Linked DNA regions of Homo sapiens: all the other regions are linked to region 2. Evidence: chromatin loops called from intact Hi-C (ENCODE). Cell type or tissue: chondrocyte. All regions are shown on one strand. Each heading gives the region's core, and the rest is flanking DNA. Links, peaks and the distances in the headings are about the cores only.

Region 1 (5,000 bases), core at 1-5,000, 150 kb after region 2:
CTGGAGTGCAGTGGTGTGATCATGACTCACTGCAGCCTTGACTTCCCCAACTCAAGCAATCCTTCTGCCTCAGCCTCCCGAGTAGCTGGGACCACAGGCACGCATTGCCGTGCCTGGCTAATCTTTACGTTTTTTGTAGAGACTGTGCCTCATTATGTTGCCCAGGCTGGTCTTGAACTCCTGGGGCTGAGCGATCCACCTGCCTCGGCCTCCCAAAGTGCTGGGATTACAGGCCTGAGCCACTGCTCCTGGCCTGGCTGTCCAGTTTCTCACCTGATCTGCTGCCTGATTTATTTTAGGCCAAGGCTGACTTTGGAGACACTGAGTGTTGACAGCCTCATCCTGAGGTCAGGGTGCCCATGGGGAACCAGGGGCTGGGGGTGATGCCTAGGGGGACTTCAGTAGGCCTGAGACTTCATCTGCCTCTGGAGGTAGAGGAGGAACCAGGGGCTGGAGTGGGTATGCCCTGCCAGTCAGTTCAGCACTTGGGCTAGAAGGGAATGGGACTACTGACGGAGGGCCCGGGTTTCTGAATAATTTTCCCTGAAACAGGTGAAACATTTTTTTGTGGATGGGAGAACCTCTTAGGAGGCTATGGGGCCTGCCCACTGCTTTTGGGCTCCTGGGACAGGTGTGGTTGGGATTATGCTGGGAGGGCCTGCCTCCACGCCCACCCTGGGGGAGCAGCGAGAGGGTGAGGCAGGTGATCACACCTTTGGGTGCTGGGCTGTGGGTGTTTCACATTTTGGCCAAACTAGCTGTCCCATTTGGGTCCCATCTTTATTTGAGCACATCCTCCTTGTCCCCAGCCCACTCATACCTGGCTGGAGGCTGGAGAGCCTTTGGAGTGGCCTGTGGGCAGCTGGCTGGCTGTGAGATGGCACAGCTGGGACTCCGGGGCTGCCCTGCTTGGGAACTTGACTTTGGGGAGATAGTGCATCCTCTCTAGGCTGCACCAGGGGGCTGGCCGGCTCCATGCAGACCCTGGGCTAGTTCTGAGCTGCTCTCCACACCTGCCTCAGCGTCCTGAATGCTGTCCTCGGGACCCCGGGCCCATGTGACTCTGCTCTTCCCCACTGTTAGCTTCAGTGGAGCTGGGGTGGGGGCACTCTCTCCTCATGGCAGACAGCCCTCACCTTACTCCCTGCCCCTTCCACATGCTTCCTAAAGAGCCAGAATATGAGGAATGTCACCCAAAGGGAATACAAGACACGGGTCCTGACTTCCAGGAACTCAAGCGGAACTGTCCCCGCTCTTGCTCTCGGCAGCGTTGCTGAGCGGTGAGAGCACGGCTGGGTGCAGATGTTCCCACAGACAAGCTGCGGTGCTGTCTTCACTGCTGTCCCCACCGTTGCCATCTGGGGAGTTGTGGGGGTGGTGGCTGCATCCTCATGGAGAGGGGGTCCTAGTGGGTACAGGAGCCGGGTGGTCCAGGCAGGTTCTTACGGAATGTGGGACTTTAGACCCACTGTTGGCAGTTGAGGGCAGGGGGTATGTGTGATGGTGCTCAGCTCACAACAGTACCCCTAGGACTCACTCATTTTATGAGTTCCATAGAACCATGGTTGGCAGCCCCCCTGCCAGGTAATGGGACACCCAGGGGAGTAGGGCAGGGATGGCCCAGCCATAGCCTGGAGACGGAGGAGGGGCAGTATTCCCCTCCTGGTGTGGGGTGCCCAGGGTCCCTGGATCCAAGAGAGGTGTGCATGTTGGAATAGACATTCTTCCCCACCCCCCGCTCCCCATTCTGCCTTTAAATTTTTATTAGATTCTGAAAAGCCAGGCAAGGAGCCCACGCCCACTCTAGCGAGTAGCTGGAGGTAACCTTTCAGAAGCCATGGTGGCCCCTCCTCCAGTCCCAACCCAAGTCACTGGGCCTAGGGGCTGACCTGGGCTAGTCCTGGTGTCTGAGGCTGGATGGGACAGCTGGCTGGGCTTGGGGCAATCGTGTGCTTTGTGGTTAAGTGGCCTTCCGGCCATCTGGCTGCCTTTGCCAGAAGGCGGCCCAGCCTGGGCCCCAGCCCCGGCCTGAGAACGTGAGGCTGCTGGCGGGAAGTTTCCCTAGGCGGGGCCTGACACTTTCCTGGGCTGTGACTCAGACCCCGAATCCCTGAGTCACTCTCGCCGGCAGTGTCCTCCCGCAGTGAGCCAGCACAGCCCCTTCCCTGGGCGGGCTGGGCACCGGGCAGGGTCTGTGACTCACCTGCTGCCCGCAGTCCCTTCCCCAGCACTCTGTGGCCGTGTGATGGGGCCTGAGCACCACTGCCTGGTGGGTGTGAGTGCCTGGAGGATGCAGGGCCTGCCCTGGGGAAGGTGTGGGCTAGGAGTGGGACCAGGCACAGCCCAGCTGCCTGGCTGCCTCCTCCCTGGCCCTGCACCCTCCTCTAGGGTCCCCCTGACATTCCTAGAGGTGCCTGAGTGGCTGCCTCTGGTCTCCCTCTGGTGGGGACAGGTCCCAGGAGAGGGCTTTGTGGGAAGGACCATCCCTGGGAGGTGAAGTGAAGGCTGGTGGCTGAGGCTGCCAGGAGCTGGCCCTCAGAAATGGGGAGGGAGCACTCAGGGGCGGGGGCAATTGGGGGCAGCGACAGATGCTGCCCTGAGAGCCAGAAGGCAGTGGCAGGGCTGGCACCTAGCCTGAGGAGGTTCATTGTGGAAGTGGGCAGGGTCCCCACTTGGCTGGGTCTGGGGTCTGCCTCTGTGCATGTCCCGTGTCCAGCTCGCCAAGCCCCAGGCTTGCCCCTCTTGTTGTGCCCTACTCCACGCTCACTGCCCTCCCGGCCACGTGGGCCTCTCTTTGGCAACGGCTGCTCAGCCCTCCCTTTCCCAGATGTCCTCAGGGTCCTGGAGGGCTGCAGGGGGAGGTCGCCAGCATGGGTGTCCACATCCAGTTCAGCCTCTGTCTTGCCCGGAGCCCTGGTCCCAGCGCACTGGCCAAGAGGGGTGGGCAGGAGGTGGGAGGACTGGCCATGGGGCTGGGCTGGCTGGGACGCCCAACAGAGGGGAATGACCCGTGCTGCCCCCCAGGCCGAGGAGGAGCTCATCAAAGCCCAGAAGGTGTTTGAGGAGATGAATGTGGATCTGCAGGAGGAGCTGCCGTCCCTGTGGAACAGGTGAGGCCCAGCACGGTGCCCAGCCTGCGTGGGGCAGTGTCCAGTCTGCGTGCTGCGGTGCCCAGTCTGCGTGCTGTGGTGCCCAGCCTGCGTGCTGCGGTGTCCAGTCTGCGTGCTGCGGTGCCCAGCCTGTGTGCTGCAGTGTCCAGCCTGAGTGCTGCGGTGCCTGGGCCCTCTCTGGTTTGTGCCTCTGATGAGCGTGTGTGGTCGCTCGTGGGTGGGTATTTCTGAGTTGCTGTCCTGACCTGCCTGTTCACCTGGCCCCCATCCTTCCGCCCTTCTGTAGCCGCGTAGGTTTCTACGTCAACACGTTCCAGAGCATCGCGGGCCTGGAGGAAAACTTCCACAAGGAGATGAGCAAGGTAGGCCATGGGGACCCCTCTGAGGGGCCACACCCCACCCTGGCCGAGGGTCAGAGTCAGAGTCGTGGGAGGGGCAGCCTGAACTCCTCCTTCCCTGCCAGGTTCAGCACACACCGGTGACCACAGGGCTCCCTCCCGGCCCTGTGGAACAGCCCCCTTCAGGAGTGCCTGGGCCCAGGAGGGCAGCAGGGCATGCTGGGGAGGCTTTGAGAGTGTCCTGGGTCCTTGCCTGGGTAGACCACCTGAGAATGTAGACCAGGCCCTCTCAAACTGTGAATGTGTTCTCTAGCAACCTTGGCCCAGGGAGTGCAGTGTTAGACAATGGTGGCAGTTTCTCAATTTGTAGGAAAAAATTACTAGCATTTTCTCAATTTTAATTTTTCTCCCATGCTTTTGAGACATTTAAATAGGCCTGTTTCGTCTGCGTGAATCCACTGTGCGACAGGGTCTGGTCTGATTAGCGTACCTTTCTCTCTTGTGTTATTTTCATTTTAACCTATCTGGCAACTAAAACGCAAAGCTGTTGAACTTTGCAGTTGGAGAGACCCAGGGCTGGCACCCCCGCCCCCAGTGGTGGGTCTGACTTTGTCTCTTGGGCCCAGATGGATGAAGTGATGATGGTGGATTCCAGGCCCAGGGTCGGAGGAGGAAAAGCAGCTTGGGGCCTCCCCTGACTCACACTTCTAAGTACGGTTTCCTGCCTTTTAGACTTTCTCTTTCCTTCTTAACTTTTCCTTTTTCCCTTCGAAGATTGGAGACAACTTACGAAAAGTTTAAAAAATAGAGAAAGGTGTTTCAGAGAAGGAACATTTATATAAAATTAGTCTGTAAAAATATATGCCACAGAACATAGTTGTTTATAAATAGGATGAAGATTCGGCTCTGAGCTCCCTAGTGGCCAAATCAAAGAGAGGAATATTCTCAGTAATGAGAATCACCGTGTGTGAGGAATAAACCTCCGCTCGTGCCTGTGCTTTCAGTGAAATATCTGGCAGTTGTAGTGTGGTCTGAAAGCATCTTGGCAAAATGACCTTAACAATTAAGATTAATGGTCTGCCAAAACAAGTTTTAAGAGAAAAATGTAAAAACAGTGCAAGCTCTATGTGGCATTTTAGGATATCCCTATAAGTAGGAGGGGAAAAGATGGCTTCCAGAGACAGCAGGCATTAGTGATATAGCCCACTTGCCCCGTTTTGTTGCCCCCTTGGTTTTTCGGGGTTTGGTGTGCTAGTTCCTTGCTCTCACAGATGGGGAAAGAGGAGCTTGTTCCTGGCAGGGGCTGGGGGTGGTGGGGAGAAGCAGAGGTGTTTGGGGAAGGTGGGGCCGTTTGGTGGCCTTGGAGGCCCCCCACCTCCTCACTGTCTCTCCTGCAGCTCAACCAGAACCTCAATGATGTGCTGGTCGGCCTGGAGAAGCAACACGGGAGCAACACCTTCACGGTCAAGGCCCAGCCCAGGTGCGTGCGGGGAGAGCCCTGGCGCCCCTGACTGTGTGCACGGCAGGGGCAGGGCTCCTTCCTGTGACCCTG
Region 2 (10,271 bases), core at 2,071-7,070:
TTCAGTCCAGTTTTGTGACACTTATAGTAATCTGGCTTGTATTTGTGTACCTGTTTTATTCTTCAAATAGGTTATGGCCTCCTAAAGGCAGGATCAAAGTCTTACTGAGTACTTTGCAGCTATCATGCCTTATAATTAAGAGTTGCAAGGGCCGAGTGCAGTGGCTCAAGCCTGTAATCCCAGCACTTTGGGAGGCTGAGGCAGGCGGATCACGAGGTCAGGAGATCGAGACCATCCTGGCTAACACAGTGAAACCCTGTCTCTACTAAAAATACAAAAGATTAGCCGGGCGTGGTGGCGGGTGCCTGTAGTCACAGCTACTCCAGAGGCTGAGGCAGGAGAATGGCGTGAACCTGGGAGGCGGAGCTTGCAGTGAGCCAAGATTGCTCCACTGCACTCCTGCCTGGGCGACAGAGCCAGACTCCGTCTCAATAAATAAATAAATAAGAGTTGCTGAGTACTTATTAATCAAATTCTTTTCTTTTTTTACAGACAGGGTCTTGCTCTGTTGCCCAGGCTGGAGCACAGTGGCATGATAATGGCTCACTGAAGTCTTGACTTTCTGGGCTCAAGCAATCCTCCTGCCTCAGCCTCCTGAGTAGCTGGGACTATAGGCACACACCACCACACCCAGCTAATTTTTTTATTTTTATTTTTTGTAGTATCCAGGTCTTGCTATGTTGCCCAGGCTGGTCTTGAACTCCTGGGCTGAAGCAATCCTCCTGCTGTGGCCTCCAAAATTGTTGGGATTACAGGCGTGAGCCACCGCACCTGGTGTTATTAATCAAATTCTGTAAGTTGAGTAACTATAGCCTTCTTTGCGTCACTTACGTGATACTTCAATTATTCAAATGCAGTGTAGATTTTACAGAGTTGTAAAGGTATAAACTACTCATTAAAAATAAAATATTTAGCTGAGCCGGTGGCCTGCACCTGTAATGCCAGTTACTCAGGGGGAGGATCGCTTGAGCCCAGGAGTTCAAGGGCAGCCTGGGCAACATAGTGAGACCCAGTGTCTAAAAAATAAAATAAAATATTTTTATCTGGGCATGGTGGCATGTGCCCGTACTCCCAGCTCCTTGGGAGGCTGAGGTTGGAGATGGCTTGAGCCCAGAAGTTGGAAGGTGTAGTGCCCAGAAGTTGGAAGGTGTAGTGCCCAGTGATAGTGCCTGTGTATAGCCACTGCACTCCAGCCTGGGCAACACTGCCAGACCCCTCTCTGCTCTTTTTTTTTTTTTTTTTGACGGAGTCTCGCTCTGTCGCCCAGGCTGCAGTGCAGTGGCAAGATCTCGGCTCACTGCAAGCTCCACCTCCCGGGTTCACGCCATTCTCCTGCCTCAGCCTCCCGAGTAGCTGGGACTACAGGCGCCCACCACCACGCCAGGCTAATTTTTTTGTACTTTTAGTAGAGACGGGGTTTCACCGTGTTAGCCAGGATGGTCTCGATCTCCTGACCTCGTGATCCGCCTGCCTCGGCCTCCCAAAGTGCTGGGATTACAGGCGTGAGCCACCGCGCCCGGCCTGCTCTTTTTTGTTGTTGTTGTTGAGATGGAGTCTTGCTGTCACCCAGGCTGGAGTGCAATGGCGAGATCAGCTCACTGCAACCTCCACTTCCTGGGTTCAAACGATTCTCCTGCCTTAGCCTCCCGAGTAGCTGGGATTACAGGCGCGTGCCACCACGCCTGGCTAATTTTTTATATTTTTAGTAGAGATGGGGTTTCACCATGTTGGCCAGGCTGGTCTCGAACTCCTGAACTCAAGTAATCCGTCCACCTCGGCCTCTCAAAGTTCTGGGACTACAGGCCTGAACCTCCCTCTCTGCTCTTAAAAAATAAATGTTGGCCGGGCGCGGCAGCATTTTTTTTTTTTCAAGATTACAGCGTCAGTAATCCCAGCTACTCGGGAGGCTGAGGTAAGAGGATCGCTAGGACCCTGGGGGCGGAGGTTGCTGAGCCGAAATCGCGCCATTACACTCCAGCTTTGGTGACAGAGCGAGACTGTCTCAAAAAAAAAAAAAAAAAAAAAAAAAATGCTTAGTAACAATACGTTGTAAACGGAAAAAAATCTTATTTTTTACGTTTAGATGCATGAGTACCAACGGTATGAAATCTTCAAATAATGTAACTCAGCGAGCAGTTTAACTACTGACTAGGAAAAAGTTCCCTTCCTTGAAACCACATGGCACACCTCTGGCCTTTCCCGTGCTCCATCCCTCCCTGTGCGGCCACTTCTTTGTGCAGCCAGGCACTGGGCTCTGAGTCTAGGTTGGCGGACTCCTCTCCTCGCCTCGGCATGGAGGTGGCTTCTCTTCCCCAAGCCTTGTGCAACAGGACCCGTCCTTGTGAGGGACCAGATAAACGCCCCATGCTCAAAGTCGCTCACCCTCACCTAGTCCTCACTGCTTCCAATGGTGTGCGGAATAAAAGCGATGAGCCCGAGGAAAGCCATCGTAAACGACTGTGATTGTCTTTAAGAAAGCTTGTGGCAAGATAATAATGTGGTCATTTTACAACAGTAGGAACTACATGCAAAATCGTCTCACTTTTTTCCCCCCCTTTGAAAGTTGAGTTACAATAATTTAAGTTGAAACCATAAAGAACTGCTTCTAAAATGCAAAAAAGACCAAAGATTTCTTCAGTATACCTTCAGTAGTCATTTCGAAGGACGGTAATAATTTACAAGATCCCCGTAGACTTTTCTTTTTTTGGCCATGGTTGGAAGTGGGGTTGACCTTAAAACTTGGTGGTTTCAAGGAACGCTTAAGTGTGAATTAATATGATGTGAAGAAATAATAATAGCCTCATTCTCTTGCAGTCTAATCACAGCCTTTTCCCCAGCCCCAGGGGAGGGAGCCTTTAATAAGGGTCTGTGTAAACTGACGCCCCGGCGGCAGGAGTACGGAGAAGCACTGCTCTGACAAGTTAAGACGCAGGAAACAGCAACCCAAAGAGCAGCCCCCGAAACAAAGTTGCTCAGACAAACAAGCCGATGCAGACGAGCGCCATGGCCCTGCTGGCGCGGATCCTGAGAGCCGGGCTGCGGCCGGCGCCCGAGCGGGGTGGGCTCCTGGGCGGCGGGGCCCCGCGGCGGCCTCAACCCGCGGGCGCACGGCTCCCGGCGGGGGCGCGGGCCGAGGACAAAGGCGCCGGGCGGCCGGGGTCGCCGCCGGGAGGGGGCCGAGCCGAGGGTCCCCGGAGCCTCGCCGCCATGCCGGGGCCGAGGACCCTCGCCAACCTGGCGGAGTTCTTCTGCAGGGACGGCTTCAGCCGCATCCACGAGATCCAGGTAGCGCGCGCCGCCCCGGGAGGGAGCCAGCCCGGGCTGCTGCCCAGAAGGCTGACGGCGCGGGCGGGAGGGCGCCAGGGAGGGGCGCGGGGTTGGGGAGTCCCAGGGAGGGGCGGCGGGCAGGGATCCCCGGGCACTGGGCGCCGCGGTGGGTTGGGGGAGCTGGACTGGGGTTGTCCGGTTAAGGTTCGCAGGAAGGGGCGCTGGGGAGAGGACGCCGGAAAGGCGATCCGGGGTGGAGGAGGCAGGAACCGGGAGCGGGGCGGGGGCGTTGGGGAGGGGTCTTCGGGAAGCGGACCCCGGAGAGGGGCAGCAGGCAGAGGGAGCTGAGGAACGGGGCCAGAAAGGAACGGCTGGGAAGAGGCGGGGGAAATGGGTGTCTCGGGAGGTGGCGGCAGGGAGGGGTCCCCTGGAGGGGCCCCAGCCGGGACCCCTGGGGAGGAGGTAGCGGGGAGGGGAGTCAGGGATGGAGTTTCGGAGAGTGGTAGCCCGAGAGAGGCGGCGGGCAGGGTCTCCAGGGACTGGTCCCGGGGAGGGACCCAGGCAGGGATTGCCTGGTTGGGGAACCTGGGGAGGGGGCGCCGCGAAGGGAAACCAGGAATGGGACTGCGGGGAGGGCACCAGGGCTGAGGTCCCGGAGGAGGAGACTTGGGGAGGGGCAGCGGGCGCCTGGTGGACGCCGCCGGGGCCTGGGAGTGGAGAGCTGGCGGGACCCGCGGAGTTGGGGCTGAGGGGGGCTGCTGCCTGGGGCCGGCCCGAGGGGAGCGCTAGGTTCCCTAGCTCCTCTAGGCTCTGCGGAGCTCGGTGTCCTTAGGTGGCCGAGACCGTGTGTATTCATTTCTAGTCCTTTTTGTATTTTGTAATGGCGGGGGAAGAGGGGACGGAGGCTCGGAGGCTCGGGGTGCCGTAGGCTCTAAGCCGGAGTTGGGGGCGACACCTGGAGTTCGCGCCGGGACTGGAGGCAGGGACGTGGGAGGAACCCAGGGGTCCCAGCCACCCGCTAGGGCGTTGGGGCCGGCGAATTCCGCACGCTTCCCACTTGGAGCCTGAGTGCTGTCCTTCCCACGCCCACCTCCGTTGCGCCCTTCGTGGCAGGGGCACTGCACCCGAGCCGCGGCGGCGCCCTCCGATGCCTTCGCCCATCGTCCGCCTCCCCGGGTGCCCGGCCCAGCACGCACTGTTATTTCTGGTATGGGGGCTTTTGGTGTCTTCCGAGAACGCCCCCTTCTCCTCCCACCCAGGCCTGTCCTTCTGCCCAGAGTTCCGGTCTTTCGAGACCCTTCTCCATCGAAGCCTCTTCTAACTACCCACCTGGGCTTCAGTCATTCATTCGTTCCATCAGCCATTCAGTCAATGAACGTGAGGGAGAAGCCCCAACCCTCATTAATGGAAAAACGGGCGTGCGAGGAGCAATTTTAATTCGGCCGGGAATTAAAATTTAATTTAATTTTAATGCCAGGAAGTCCCAACCGTCCCTCCTCAAGTCCGCCACGCCAACCCTATACAGTTCCAAACCGCCACCCCCACCCCAATGCTTAGAGGGCTCAAAAATGATTTTCTTTGTAGGATCTGATAAGATATCAGGATGGCAACTTTCAAATACAGTAAAAAGTGTTTTGTTATTTGCTGTTGATGGGTTCAATACAGCCTGCTTTCTGAAGTGTAATTTAATTTTTCTTTTATCCGCCCCTACTGCCATCTGCTTTTATCCTCATACCTCACCCAGAGTTTGTTCCATGGGCACAGGTTTCTTTGAGACGGACCGTGTTAAAGCCTGTATCCAGTCAGGATGTGTGGCAGTTCAGATGGGTATTTTCCATTCACCCGCCCCTGCCGCCAGCCCTCACCCTGAGCTCAGCCCCTCCTGCCCACTGCTCAGACAGCTTCCTTCACCACACCCAGGGCCCTGGGGCACGGAGCAGAGAGTCACAACTGACTCACTTGCTGCCTTCTCACCAAGCGCACACAGGACCTGGAGAGTAAAAGAAATAAAGGAAAAAGTTCTTTCCCTTTACTCTCCAGGTGGCACTACCCCAACCCTCAAATATGGTACTTGTGGGGACTCTCACCTTCCTGCAGCCCCTCTGAGGACTCCCAATTTCGAACACATGGTTCTAGAAAAACCCTCTCTTCCCGCTCTCCAGGTTGCTCATTGTTCTGTGGCCCATCACATCCAGTTCACTTGCGCTCCCCTTGCAATCACAGAATGTTAGCTAAACAAGGGCTCTTAGTGTTCACCTACATAGCTCACCTCTCATTTTACAGATGGAAAGAGTTGGGTGGTTACCTAAGCGACTTGCCTAAGGTCAGGCAGCTGGTGATTGGCAGAGTAGAAATCATAATTTGGGTCACTAGATGCTATTTAGGGTGTGGTAGAGCAGCAGGATGGCCGAAACAGGAGTCATGTCCTCCAATGCTGGCCCTCTGCAGCCACCTGTGGAGCCTTGGGCTAGTCACTCATTCTCTCTGCACCTCAGTTTTCTCATCCGTAAAGGAGATTAGCAATCGCCATTCCTCTCATGGGTTATGATAAGGTCAAATGAGCTTAGTGTTATGAAACTGTAATAATAACAAATAATAACGATCAGTATTTCTAGAACTCTTTTCATGTGCCAGGCACAGTTTCAAGTCTTACGTGAAACTTATTTCTCCATTTTTTGGGTGAGGAAACTGAGGCATAGTGGGACCTAACTTCCAAAGGTTATTCAGCTAGTAAACTGTGAGCCCAGATTCAAACTCCAGAGTCTGTGCTCTTAACATCCAAGCAAACTCTAAGTACTGTGCCTGACTGTATAGTTCCATGGCCCACCACCAGAAAGTGATGAAAACTATCTGTATCATTTCTACCTCCAGTTCCCTTGTGCTGATTGTACCCAATTCAGTAGCTGGATTTGCTTGAGGAGTGGCCCATTTCCCAGTAGTTCTTGTTACCAGTCATTCCTTCAGTGGGCCCCTTTAGAGACCTGAACTCTTTGGGGGCCACTTATTTGTTAGGCAGAAGTGACCCCTTGGAGATGGACTCATTCCAGTTTAGTCTGAATGTCTTCATTTTCAGGTCTCCAGAAGGAGTGAGTATAAGAGTAGAGAAATGACAGTGCTCCTGGCCCACTGTTTCTGAGATTGAGAGCTGGAGTGGTGAGAAAGCTGGGCAGATACCAAAGAGAGTCTTAGTAACTTTCCCCAGCCCAGCCCTGTCTGTGTCATGCTGAGCCATGTTAGAGGCTCATCACTTTTGTGTTTTAACTGAATAATTTAGTCTATTTACATTTATTGTGATTTCTTTTTATGCAGGGAGTAACAGCTTTCTTAAGATATAATTAACATATCATATAATTCATCCATTTGAAGTATACAACCATCACCGCAGTCAACTTGTAGAACATTTTCATGACCTCAAAAAGAAATCCCATATCCATCAGCTATCACCCCCAACTCTCCTATTCCCCCTGCTTTAAGCAACCACCAAGCTACTTTCTGTATCTATAGATTGGCCTATTCTGGACATGTCATAAGTGGAATCATGTAATATGTGGTCTTTTATGGGTGGTTTCTTTCACTTTAAACATTTCAGTATAATGTTTTTAAGGTTCACTCATGTTGTAGCATGTATCAGTACCTCATTCTTTTTATGGACAAATAATATTGCAGCGTATGACTATACCACATTTTGCTTATCCATTCATCAGTTCATAGACATTTGGATTGTTTCCACCTTTTAGCCGTAATGAATAATGCTGCTGTGAATTTTTGTGTGTAAGGTTTTGTGTAGACATGTGTTTTCATTTCTCTTGGATATGTATCTAGGAGTGGAACTGTTGGGTCAAATAGTAATTCTATATTTAACCTTTTGAAGAACTGCCAGACTGTTTTCCAGAGTATCTGCACCATTTTACATCCCCACCATTATCATAAGAGGGTTCTGATTTTTCTACATCCCTGTCAACATTTGTTATTACTTGTCCTTTTGATTATGGCCATTCTAGTGGGTGCGAAGTGCTATCTCTCCCTGATGACTGATGATGTTGAGCATATTTTCATGTGCTTATTTACCATTTGTATATCTTCTTTGGAGAAATATCCATTGAAATCCTTTGTCCAGTTTTTAATTGGGTTCTTTTCTCTCTTCTTCCTTCCTCCCTCCCTCCCTCTCTCTCTCCCTCCCTCCCTTCCTCTACTGATTTGTAAGTTTCTATATATTCTGGGTACAAGTCCCTTATCAGATATGTGCTTTGCAAATATTTTCTCCATCCGAAGGTTGTTTTTGCTTTTTATTTTTACATTTTATTTTTATTTTTTAATGAGACAGGGTCTTGCTATGTTGCCTAGGCTGGGCTCAAGCAATCCACCTGCCTTGGCCTCCCAGAGTGCTAGGATTACATGCCTGAGCCATTATGGCCGGCCTTGTTTTCACTTTCTTAATAGTGTTCTTTAAAGCATAAAAGTTTTAAATTTTGATGAAGTCCTATTATCGATTTTTTTCTTTTGTTACTTGCACTTTAGGGATCATATCTTAAGACATTATGCCAAACCCAGGGTCATGAAGATTTACCCTTATGTTTTCTTCTAAGAGTTTATAGTTTTAGCATTTACATTTAGAGCTTTGATCCATTTTGAGATAATTTTTTTATATAGTGTGAGAAAAAGGTAAAAATTGATTCTTTGCTTGTGGCTATCCAGTTGTCCCTGTGCCATTTGTTTAAGAGACTATTAAATCCTTTTCCTATTGAAAGATCTTGGAACTCTTGATGAAAATCAGTTGACCATAGATGTTTGAGTCTTAAATCTAAGCCAATGATTATGCCATTACTGCACTGTCTTGGTTACTGTAGCTTTGTACTAAGTCTTTTTTTTTTTTTTTTTGAGATGGAGTCTCACTCTGTCGCCCAGGCATGAGTGCGGTGGTGCGATCTCAGCTCACTGCAAGCTCCGCCTCCCGGGTTCACGCCGTTCTCCTGCCTCAGCCTCCCGAGTAGCTGGGACTACAGGCGCCCGCCACCATGCCTGGCTAATTTTTTTGTATTTTTAGTAGAGACGGGGTTTCCTCGTGTTAGCCAGGATGGTCTAGATCTCCTGACCTCGTGATCTGCCCACCTCGGCCTCCCAGAGTGCTGGGATTACAGGCGTGAGCCACTGCGCCCGGCCTGTACTAAGTCTTTTTTTTTTTAATTTCCTCTAAAAAAAAAAAAACCAAAAAAAAAAAAAAAAACAAAAAACGGATACATGTGCAGAACATGCAGGTTTGTTACATAGGTGTACGTGCACCATGGTGGTTTGCTGCACCTATTGACCCATCTAAGTTTCCTCCCCTCAACCCCCACCCCAGCAGGCCCTGGTGTATGTTATTCCCCTATCTGTGTTCATGTGTTCTCAATATTCAACTCCCACTTATGAATAAGAACATGCAGTATTTGGTTTTCTGTTCCTGTGTTAGTTTGCTGAGGATGATTGCTTCCAGCTTCATCCATGTCCCTGCAAAGGACATGATCTCATTCCTTTTTATGACTGCATAGCATTCCATGGTGTATATGTGCCACATTTTCTTTAACCAGTCTATCGTTAATGGGCATTTGGGTTGGTTCCATGTCCTTGCTACTGTAAATAGCGCTGCTGTAAAAATATGTGTGCATGTGTTTTTATAGTAGAATGACTTATATTCCTTTGGGTATATACCCAGGAATGGGATTGCTGGGTCAAATGGTATTTCTGGTTCTAGATCCTTGAGGAATCACCATACTGTCTTCCACAATGGTTTAACTAATTTACATTCCCACCAACAGTGTAAAAGTGTTTCAGTTTCTCCACAGCCTTGCCAGCATCTATTCCTGACTTTTTAGTAATCACCATTCTGACTGGTGTGAGATGGTATCTCATTGTGGTTTTGATTTGCATTTCTCTGATGATCAGTGATGTATACATTATACATTGAGCTTTTTTTCATGTTTGTTGTCTACATAAATGTCTTCTTTTGAGAGGTGTCTGTTTATATTCTTTGCCCAATTTTTGATGGGGCCATTTGTTTTTTTCTTGTAAATTTGTTCAATTTCCTTGTAAATTCCAGCTATTAGACCTTTGTCAGATGGGTAGATTGCAAAAACTTTCTCCCATTCTGTAGGTTGCCTGTTCACTCCAATGATAGTTTCTTTTGCTGTGCAGGAACTCTTTAATTTGATTCTAGTTGTCAATTTTGGCTTTTGTTGCAATTGCTTTTGGTGTCTTCATCAGGAAATCTTTGCAGATGCCTGTGTTCTGAATGGTATTGCCTAGGTTTTCTTCTAGGGTTTTTATGGCTCTGGGTTTTACATTTAAGTCTTTAATTCATCTTGCGTTAATTTTTGTATAAGGTGTAAGGAAGGGGTCCAGTTTCAGTTTTATGCATATGGCTAGCCAGTTTTCCCAGCACCATATACTGAATAGGAGTTCCTTTCCCCATTGCTTGTTTTTGTCAGGTTTGTCAAAGAGCAGATGGTTGTAGATGTGTGGTGCTATTTCTGAGGTCTTTGTTTTGCTCCATTGGTCTATATGTCTGTTTTGGTACCAGTACCATGCTGTTTTGGTTACCGTAGCCTTGTAGTATAGTTTGAAGTCAGGTATCGTGATGCTTCCAGCTTTGTTCTTTTTGCTTAGGATTGTTTTGGCTATATGGGGTCTTCAATTCCATATGAAATTTAAGTTTTTTTTTTTCTAATTCTGTGAAGAATGTCAATGGTGGTTTGATGGGAATAGCATTGAATCTATAAATTACTTTGGGCAGTATGGCCATTTTCACGATATTGATTCTTCCTATCCATAAGGATGGAATGTTTTTCCATTTGTTTGTGTCCTCTCTTATTTTCTTGAGCAGTGGTTTGTAGTTCTCCCTGAAGAGGTCCTTCACATTCCTTGGTAGCTGTATTCCTAGATATTTTATTCTCTTTGTAGTGATTATGAATGGGAGTTCATTCATGATTTGGCTCTCTGCTTGCCTATTGTTGGTGTAAAGGAATGCT
Region 3 (10,271 bases), core at 2,834-7,833, 190 kb before region 2:
TGATTGCACAGGGAAGTCACCAACCCAGGGGATTGATCAGAGGAGTAGGGTCTCACACTGTCAGTACACCATAAGTACCAGACTCGGAAGATTGAGGCCAGGTCCTGGGCATCCATGTTTACGCTTAAAGCAGAGGAAGCTGATGAGAAGGAAGATGCAGGTGTGCAGAGGGGGACTGAGGCCACGGACACCTAGAGAGTCCCAGGGAGCAGCGGAAGGAGGCCCCTGCCTCCTTATGATTGGTGGCACATCCTGGCTTCGGGTGCAGGAGGGTCCCCATGCCCTCCTAAAACCCTATTCCTCCTGAAGTTTCTTTAAATTGGCTGGAACAGCTTGTGTTGATTGTAACCAGATGCCTCCTGCTGAGGCACCACACCATGCTGGGCTGTGGTGGTACCAGGCCCTCCTAGAGGAACAGGGTAAAACTCTAACACTCTAACAAGTCAGGCCCACCTTGCCCAGGGGCAGGTACACATAGGAAATGCTTACAGAATTCAGAGGAGAGGGCAATCAGTACAAGCTGGCATAGCCAGGGGAGGCTGCCTGTAGGAGGTGACACTTCAGCTGGACATCAAAGAGCAGACAGGAGGAAAGACATCCCCCCCAACCCCACCCCAGGTTGGGAGACAGTGGGGAGACACAGAACACAAGCAGTCAGGAGGTGCTAGGAGGGGTGGAGGTGGAGAGGAGGTGGAGGGTGAGGCAATGGATTTTGAAATCGAGACTATGAGAAGTGGAGAACCAGGAGCTGTTTGTGACAGGCTGTGGCAGCTGCCTAGAAAAGCAGAGACAAGCTTCTGGGAACTCAGACAGGAAGCATGAAGACCCCATGCACAACCACAGAAGGCACCAGCTTGTATGTCCCTGTTTGCTTCAGGCGTCGCCCCCGCAAGTCTGCAGAGATCACTGCCCTCTGCTTTGCCTTCCAGGTGCAAGATGTTGTGGGTATTCTTTTGGCGCCGCTTCCCTTCCCCACCAACTTCTCGCCCTCTACTCCTCCCCACCCCAGCACAGGCAGCCGCTCCAGGGCAAGTCTATGCAGGCTCCACACACTGATTCTGACCTGCATAAATGGACTCTGCCCGGGGCACCCATGTCCAAACCAGCCCAGGTGCCCAAAGCACCGGCACCGGTACGAGCCAGGGCGGCTGCAATGCTCCCAAGTGCCCAGTGCTGGGGGTTGGGGGTGCCACGGCTTGGCAGGCTGCCCAGAGGGCGGAAGGGTCCTCTGCAGAGCTCTGCACGCCTGTCGGCCGACGGGGACTCTGCACGGCGGGCTGCGTCACGGCCGCCTCATCGGCTGGCAGCGCAGGAAACCCCGTCACCTTCTCGAGGTAGGGACAGTCCTGCCGCCAGCCGTTCCTGCGATCCCAGGGTCTCTGCAGTTACACCTGGTTCCAGCCGGGGGCGCCGCGCCGCACCGCTCCTGCGGAGGAGCCAGGCGCCCTTCACAGGCGCGGCCTCACCCGCTTTACTTGTCAGGTGTGAGTCGCCCCACGTGCACCCGAACGCGGTCAGGTCCACCCAGGAAGCCGGAGCAGGACTTTGGGCAGCGAGCTCGCTGTGAGTTAGAGAGCAGAGGGACACCTGTGGCTAAGGAATTCGCTGCATGGATGAAGACCCAAGCAAAGGAGCTAGAACCAAATGTGTGTGGGGCAAGGCCAGCCACAACTACCGGAGCAGGCGGGGTTCCAAAGCCCTCAGCTCTGGAGTCACGTTCCCACGGCCTTAAACCTCCGCTAGCCTTTTTCTGACAGGGGGATTTAACTTCCCTGTGTCTCAATGTCCACATTTGTAAAATGGGGTCAGCGTCCGTCTCAGGTGACTGTTATAAGGGTCACGTTAAATCTTTTATTAATTTTTTAATTAAAAAAGTTTTGAAACAGGGTCTCTCTGGCTCTGTCACCCAGGCTGGAGTGCAGTGGCGGGATCACAGCTCTCTGCGGCCTAGATCTCCTGGGCTCAAGCGATTCTTCTGTTTCAGCCACCTCAGTAGCTGGGATCACAGGCCCGTGCCACCACGCCCAGCTGATTTTTAAAAATTTTTAGGAGAGAGGAGGTCTTGCTGTGTTGCTCTAGAACTCCTGACCTCAAGTGATCCTCCCTCCTCAGCCTGCCAAAGTGCTGAGATTACAGGCGGGAGCCACTGTGCCTGGCCTTATTTTTAAGTATTTTATACAAAGTGGACATGGCCTGGGACTTAACAGGACTTCCCACAGGCCTGGGAAGGTCAGGGAGGGGCCGACTAGGAGGGGAAGGGGTCAAGGACAGCTGCTGCTGTGTGGAAGCTCAGACTGCACAGATCCGTTGTACAGATTAGGGCTGATCATTCAGTCAGCCCTAACCTGTACAACACTCCCCACCCCTTGCGTTTTGGCCCTGGCTCTGCCAATAGATGCCAGAAACCCAACTTGAGCTCACTCTGCTGAACAGTGATGAGAGATGGGCTGGTGGTCAGGGCTGACGGGACTAAGGTTCCTTCTCACCCCATGCCACTCCCCTGTGTGGGCATTGCCCATTCTCCATTCTCTCTGCAGGGACGCTGTGCTGCTCAGCCCACCCCAGGCAGGGCAGGGAGGACAGACACTAGAGAGGCTCCCGGGAGCTCCCTGGTAAGAAGTGGAGTGGGATGGATGCAGTCCAACGTCTCTCTCTTTTGTTGTTGTCAGGTTATTGTGGTATAATTTACACACAGGGAAACTCACACTTTAAAAATGTACAGTTCTGCTTGTTTTGACAAATGTATGTTATAGTGCATCCACCACCACATCATGATATACACATTTTCATCACCCTCAGAAATTCTGTGTTCCACCCCAACTCTTGGCAACCACTGATTGGATTTCTATCTCTATAATCTGCATTTTCTAGAATAGCATATAAAGGGAATCCTACAGCACATATATATATTTTTTTGAGTTGGTGTCTTGCTCTCTTGCCCAGGCTGGAGTGCAGTGGTGTGATCTCAGCTCGCTGCAATCTCCACCTCCTGGGTTCAAGTGATTCTCCTGCCTCAGCCTCCTGAGTAGCTGGAATTACAGGCACACGCCACCACACCTGCCTAATTTTTGTATTTTTTAGTTTCACCATGTTGGCCAGGCTAGTCTTGAATTCCTGACCGCAAGTGATCCGCCCACCTCAGCCTCCCAAAGTGCTGGGATTATAGGCGTGAGCCACCGTGCCCAACCAGTACATAGCTTTTTAAGACTACCTTCTTTCACTCAGCATAAAGCTTTTGAGATTTATTCATGTGGAATTCTATATCAGTACTTTATTTCTTTTTATTGCTGACTGGGCTCCATTATATAGATGTGCCACAATCTGTTATCCATTTGCCAGTTCTTGGCTATCATTAAATTAAGCTGCTAGAACATTTATGTATAGGTCCTTGTGTGGGCATATGTTTTCATTTCTCTTGGGTAATATCTAGGAATAAGATTGCTGAGTCATGTGGTGAGTACGTGTTTACTTTTGGGAAAAAAAAATAAAGTCAAACTTTTCCAGAGTGGTGGTGGCATTTTGCATTCCCACCAAGCAATGTCTGAGTGTTCCTGTTGCTCTGCATCCTCACCAGCATTTGGTGTTGTCGGTTGTTTTTTAATTTTAATTTTCAATTTTTAGCCTTCTTAATAGATGTGTAGTGGTATCTCATTGTAGCTTTAATTTTCATTTCCCTCTTCTCTGGTGATTTTGAGCATCTTTTCCTGTGCTAATTTGCTATTTATATCTTCTTTGGTGAAGTGCCAGTTTAAGTCTTTGGGCTGTTTTTTGTTTGTTTCTTTGTTTTTGAGGGTTTTTTAAATTGAGTTTTTAGAATTTGTATGTATCCTAGTAACAAGCCCTTTGTCAGCTAAGTATTTTGCAAAAATTTCCTCTCAGTCTGTGACTTGTCTTTTATACTTAACAGTGTCTTTTAATGAACAGATGTTTGTAATTTTGATGAAGTCCAATTATCAACATTTTCTTTTATGATTCGTGCTTTTGTGTCCTACCAAAGAACACTGCCTTATTCAAGGTCACAAAGGCTTTCTCTTATGTTTTCTTCTAGAAGCTTTATGGTTTTTCACTCTTACATTTACATCTCTGACCCATTTTGAATTCGTTAATTTTGGTATATGGTGTGAGGTAGGGGCCAAGAATCATTCTTTAAAATATATGGAGATCTAGTTGTCACAGTCCCATTTCTTGCAAACACTATCCTTTCTCCCATTGAATTGCTTTGGTGCTTTGTTGAAATCAATTGACCGTATATGCATACATCTACTTCTGGACTCTATTTTGTTCTGTTAATCTATCTTTCATTTTTATGCCAACATTATAATGTCTTAATTGCTATTACAAGATTCAAGTAACTCATGAAATCAAGTAGTGTAAGTCCTCCAACTTTGTTCTTATTTTTCAAAATTGTTTTGGCTATTCTAGGTCCTTTCTACTTCTATATAAATTTTAGAACCAATTTCTCAATTTCTAAAAAAAAAATTCCTGGTGAAATCTTGATTTGGATTGAATTGAATCTATAGAACAATTTAGGAATAAAAGACATCTTAATGTTGAGTCTTCTCATCTATTAGCATGGTATTTCTCTACATTTATTCAGCTCTTTGTTAATTTCTCTCTCCAATGTTTAATTGTTTTCAGGTATAGGTCTTGAACATATTTTGTTAAATTTATCCCTACTTATTTCATGTTTTAAAAATGTTATTGTAAGTGGCATTTTAAAAATTTGAACTTACAATTGTTTGTTGCTAGTGTTTATAAATACAATTGACTTTTTAAATTGAGACATTATTTCTTGATTCTATAAACATGATAAGATGATCAACTATCCCATTTGTCTGGGATTGTACCATTTTTAACACTAAAAGTCCTAAAGAAGAAGCCAAAAAGTTAAAGGGAAGTAAACTCTCCCTTGGGAAGAGAAAAGTCGAGGTTTTCAGTGATTGATACAGGAGATTAGGGGAAAGGTATAAAACCCACATGGCAACCCCAGAAACAGAGGCCGAAGGCAACACTGGTTTTAGTGCCAAATGGGCACATCACCTTCCTTAGTGTCTGTTGCTGAGGACAACCACCATGATTTGTAGTACACCATAGTGGATCATCCATTATTATGTCACTCCTTGTGATGTAACTTAAGCGCGCTATAATCTTGAACGTGACCATCCACTTTGCCTGCGGATTAATTGTTGTGCTTTGTATTGAGACACTGCTAGTTTAATTTTAGCATGGTGACTACTGAGGCCATGTTTTCTTAAGCATTCAGGTGATGAAAATGAGGAAATGGTGTTGCAATATCAATGCCCGCGTGACCCAAATGGCCATGTTATTTTAACGACAGGAGGAGTGACACAGACAACTGGATGAGGGAGGTAAAGAATCAAAACAAGGGATACTGCGCAATAAGCAGAGAGAATTCGGGGTTGGGCATGGTGGAAGAAGGGACTGTAGAGACTGCCTCACAAGTCCTCAGTGAGATAGGCAAGTATGTCCACATTAACCAAAAAGCTTTTTGTCTCCACAAAAGACACCAATTGAAAATAGTGGCTGCTGAATTAGCTAGGGCAAACTACAAAAATGAATTTGTGTGATTGTGCTGCTCCTTTGATTGTTTTTTGAAACTGAGTAGGGGCACATTTCCTCATTTACAGGCTGTAACTGAAATATCACGTGGGTGAACAAAGGGAGAAATGTCGATGGCAGCTGTGTTGACCCTTTACAACATGCAGCGGATTCTGCCAGATCCCACCAACAATCATGCTTTCTACAGTAACCAAGTGCTGCATCCAATCATGGCAATGAAAAACAGTTCTCCTAACTTGTAAATACTTTGATTTGAAAAAATGGAGTTTCAAATCATCCTTTTTATTTCTATGAAGATTTTAATCCACCTGCAGAAAAAAAAAAAGAATGTTGATGCTATCTTGTCCAAATACAAACATGACTTTGCCCATCTGTCTGCCTATTTGGCAGACCGTGCAAATGTAAATTTTTGCAAATTCCATGCAGTCTATGAACGCTTTACCAAAGAAAAGTTAAAAATATTAGCCACGAAGTGTCCTGCACATTTTGTACACATCAGTAAAAAGGGGTGGAGTTTCCTTCCCTGTGATATTGATGCTTTCAAAATGAAAGCTTTTATTTACTTTTCAGTTTCCTCAAAGCATGAAAAAGCACTTAATGAGATTTTTCACATTCCAGAAATGGAAGGAGATGGCCTCCTTTGGACATGTGCCTACACGAGGGCTGTCACTGTTGCCAGGGTAAAAAGGCAGCCTGCCATACAACCATATTTTCAAAGCATGGGACAAGAAGAATGTCCTTGTCTAATTTGGAAATATATTAAGAATGAAAATAGAGAAAAAGATTATGGTTAAACAGTCAAACTGAAATTTATAAGTTCTTCCTCCAAAACTGCCTGATGATCTTTGAGGAGCCCATAAGGGCTCTGGAAAAGCATGAACTGACTGTCCCTGAGTTGTCGATGTTATAGGTAGGTACTGACAAAGCTCATATAATGAAAAATGACTCATTTTTTGGAAACGAAACCAAAATGTCACCAGAAAAGGACAGCCAATTTAAACAAGACTTTCTCACTTCTTTACTAAAACTGTAACTTATTTGGAATTCAACTTCAACTTCAACTTCACAAGTTCAAAGTATCTTTGTGCTTTAAAACTATTTTTCCTGAGAGAAACACAGACAGAGAAGGAGAGAGACAGAGAGAGGTTTAACTTACAGTGACATCCAGTGTGCTCAGAAATGTTCAAAAAGGGCCGGGTGCCATTGCTCACGCCTATAATTCCAGCACTTTGGGAGGCCGAGGTGGGTGGATCAGCTGAGGTCAGGAGTTCGAGACCAACCTGGCCAACATGGCGAACCCTGTCTCTACTAAAAATACAAAAATTAGCCAGGCGTGGTGGCACGCGCCTGTACTCCCAGCTACTTGGGAGGCTGAGGCCGGAGGATCACTTGAACCTGGGTAGTTGAGGTTGCAGTGAGCCGAGATCACGCCACTGTACTCCAGCCAGGGCGACAGAGTAAGACTCCAACTCAAAAAAAAAAAAAAAGTTCAAAAAGGATGGATATCTTAGCCATGGATATCCTACATGATAGATGCAAAAGATGACAAACTGCTGGTTTACCAAAACCAGCCTGCAGATGCAAAGTGAATGGACATCTTTGGACAGCTGGAAACGAATCCCTACAAATCTAAAACCCTGCCGTTGCTTGTAGGTACAATCCTAAGTATTCCATTCTCAAACGCTTTTGTTGAGATAGCAGCTTGAGGCCATCACATTGGACTGACCTCAGGAGTCAGTGTACTGAGGGCTCTCTAAGAGCAGAGCTGCAAGTCAAAGGATTTTCCATTTAACTATATTCAGTTTCATCACTACATCAAGGAAGAACTTCCTACTAAAGGCTGCAGGCAAGGAAATAAAAAGAGTCAAAATATCCTACTATATCATAGGACCAAAATGTCTTTTTTTTTGTAGACGGAGTCTCACTCTTGCCCAGGCTGGAGTGCGGTGGCGTGATCTTGGCTCACTGCAACCTCTACCTCCCAGGTTCAAGCAATCCTCTTGCCTCAGCCTGCTGAGTACCTGGGACTACAGGTGGGTGCCACCACGGGCGACTAATTTTTGTTTTTTTAGTAGAGACAGGGTTTCACCATGTTGGCCAGGCTGGTCTCAAACTCCTGACCTCAAGTGATCGGCCCGCTTCGGCCTCCCAAAGTGCTAGGATTACAGGCATGAGCCACCACGCCCAGCCCGTCATTGTTATTTTTGATTAAATATTAGTAATATCTGTTTAAATACTGCTGTTATATTACATTCACCATTTTAAAAGTCTTACATTTATGTATTTTGATACAAAATTTAAGTATCTAATAATGACTTAAAATAAATTGCTAAATCACAGGACAGGAAGAAACATTATAAAACTATTTTTATATTTTTCTCACACATATTATTTGTTATTAGTCCTATTATTACTAATTGCCACTGTGAACTAATCATATTGTTTTCTTTAAATAATAGCATTTATATAGAAGGTAAAAAATACACAATATGTATATTTCAAATAAGCACCATATGTGTATACTATTTATTTTTTATTTTTTAGAGACAGGGTCTCTCCCTTTGTCTTACAGGCTGGAGTACAGTGGCACCATCACAGCTCACTGCAGCCTGGACCTCCTGGGGCTCAAAGGGTCCTCCCTCCTCAGCCTCCCGAGGTAGCTGGGACTATAGGTGCAGGCCACCACGCTCGGCTAATTTTTTTTCATTTTTGTACAGACGGAGTCTCACTATGTTGGTTGCCTAGGCTGGTCTCAAACTCCTGAGCTCAAGTGATCCTCCGGCCTCAGCCTCCTGAATTGCTGGGATTACAGGCGTGGGCCACCGCTCCCGGCCTACAATAATTTTTAACATGCTATATTATGTTGGCTTTTTTTAAAATCTGGTATGGCTGTGTTCCGGGCTGGATCTCTAAAGTGTGTCGTCGAATACACAGTCTCATCTCCTGTCCGCCTAAGTCTTCTCAGCCCTAGCGCCTAAGGGCCAACTAAGACCTAAGACCCGGTCACTGCCCCCAAGAGGCTCAGTTTGGTGATGAAGCCAGACACAAAACAGACAGAGAGCAAGGTCGAAGGTGCCATGAAATAAGTCGCCCCAGGTGGCTCTGGGCGGGCCTAACCCAGGACAGGCTCTCCAGGAAGACTTCCTGGAGGAGGCGGGCCTCAGCTGGACCGCAGGCGGCCAGGAGGAGCTGGGGGTGGTGGTGGTGGGGGCGAGGGTGAAGGTGGTTGGAGATCGGGGGAGAGTGTGAAGAGGAGGACGAGGCCCGGACCTGGGCCTTTCCAGGCAGGCGGCCCAAACGGATCTACGCAGCCAGCCACCCCTCCCAGCTGGGGTCGGCGCGTCCCCCTCCAGGCCGGTGTGGGGAGAGTCTGGCCGTCTGGAGGCCCGGGGCAGCAGGACTGGGAGAGCCGCGGTCTCCTTCCTGTCCCCTGCTCCCGGCAGACCCGCGTTTCCAGGGCCCTGTCCTTTACCCGGGGCGGCCGTCCTCCCATGCCCAGCCTCTGCGAGGCCACCGCTCCCCGCAGCGCCGGTGTCACGGCCCCACGGAGGGCCAGGAGCCTCCAGGGCGCCCCAGCGGCGGGGTGGACGCTGCCAGGCGGTACCACGGCAGGGCCCGCGCCGCCCATCCCGCGCCACGCCCCCACCTCCGCCGGCACCGTTGCCAGCAGCCCGGCTGCGAGCCCGCCGGCGCCCGGCCACCCGCCCGCTGCGTCGCCTGGCAGCGCGCCTGCAGCTGAGTCAGCCTGTGAGTCAGCGCCCCCTGACCGCGCCGCGTCTGGGCCCGGGAGGGACGCAGACGGCGCGGGCGGGGAGGGGGGAGACGAGGAGGGGGAAGGCGGGAAGGACGCGGAGAGGGGCAGGGGGAAGAGGAGGGGGCGGGGCAGGCAACTCGGAGACGGGGAGAGGTGGTGGGGGAGGAGGAGGAGGAGGCAGCAACTCGGGGAGGGGATGAGGAGAGACAGGAGCAGAAGGAGGGAGGGAGGGCAAGCGGGGAGAGGTAGAGGGGAGGCTACCCAGGAACCAGCTCATGCTCAGAGTGTCTCGAAGTCAGGCCTGCACAAGGTTGCCTGAGGCTCCCAGGAGTGTGGCCTGCAGCCTGGGGCACACTGTCTTGGTGATCCAGGTTTTGGCCTATGGAAAGTCTACACTGTGGCTTAAGGTGGTCCTGTTCAAACTTTATTTCAAAAACCTCAACCCTGTATTTATCTTAAGAAGTACACTTTACATCGCAACAAGGTTCCACAAAACCATATTTCTCCCTATACAGGAATGCAGGGATGCACTCTTTACACTATCTGTTCTGGGTCTTTTTGTTGTTGGTGGTGGTTTTTGATGATGATGATGAAACACTAAACTGATTTTATGATCTATTAATAGGTTGCAACCTGCTGTATGAAGAACACCTTTGAAGGTATCAGACGTATCTGTCTTTTCTCTTAAATACAATGCACAGCAGCAGGAAAGGGCCTGCTCACCTGCTGGCCAGAGGCTTCCTGGCTCTCAGCCTCCTTGACTACTTTTTTTGAGACAGGGTCTTGCAGTGTCACCCAGGCTGGAGTGCAGTGGCGCGAACACGGCTCACTGCCGCCTCAACGTCCCAGGTGCAAGTGATCATCCTGCCTCAGCCTCCCAAGTAGCTGGGACTACCGGCATGGACCGCCACACCTGGCTAATTTTTTAATTTTTTGT

Evidence for each region. Hi-C counts contacts between places; a loop is a spot of excess contacts. Peaks named below come from ENCODE experiments on the same cell type or tissue, not always from the same donor. Only the 100,000 strongest peaks of a DNase experiment are listed, where the experiment ranks them.
Region 1: a loop joins it to region 2, with 4 times the contacts of the local background. A loop is called at or near these places in 2 of 110 quality-filtered maps.
Region 3: it touches region 2 in a loop (2.7-fold over the local background); 3 of 110 quality-filtered maps call a loop at or near these places.

Annotation. Positions count from the first base shown.
Region 1 is chr2:127,062,043-127,067,042 of GRCh38, reverse strand. It overlaps BIN1 (bridging integrator 1), which reads left to right. Exons shown (of 19, transcript NM_139343.3): 8 at 3,025-3,110; 9 at 3,397-3,472; 10 at 4,846-4,928. Among named protein-coding and RNA genes, the nearest start is that of BIN1, 43 kb to the left of the region's middle. RefSeq lists a silencer at 1,789-2,257 and enhancers at 1,976-2,270, 1,392-2,591, 2,120-2,945, 4,396-5,000. In chondrocyte, for the core only: CTCF peaks have their summits at 2,065 and 2,269; a DNase peak (open chromatin) is centred at 2,126.
Region 2 is chr2:127,213,003-127,223,273 of GRCh38, reverse strand. It overlaps CYP27C1 (cytochrome P450 family 27 subfamily C member 1), which reads left to right and starts at 2,975. Exons shown (of 9, transcript NM_001367502.1): 1 at 2,975-3,285. The coding sequence starts at 3,004. In chondrocyte, for the core only: no CTCF peak of the experiment used is centred there; DNase peaks (open chromatin) are centred at 3,940 and 5,163.
Region 3 is chr2:127,407,190-127,417,460 of GRCh38, reverse strand. LOC124908047 (translation initiation factor IF-2-like) reads left to right here and starts at 7,107. Exons shown (of 3, transcript XM_047446883.1): 1 at 7,107-7,165; 2 at 8,702-9,327; 3 at 9,960-10,271. The coding sequence starts at 7,107. The coding sequence ends at 9,991. RefSeq lists enhancers at 871-930, 1,311-2,073, 6,247-6,296, 6,437-6,636 and a silencer at 9,014-9,453. In chondrocyte, for the core only: no CTCF peak of the experiment used is centred there; no DNase peak of the experiment used is centred there.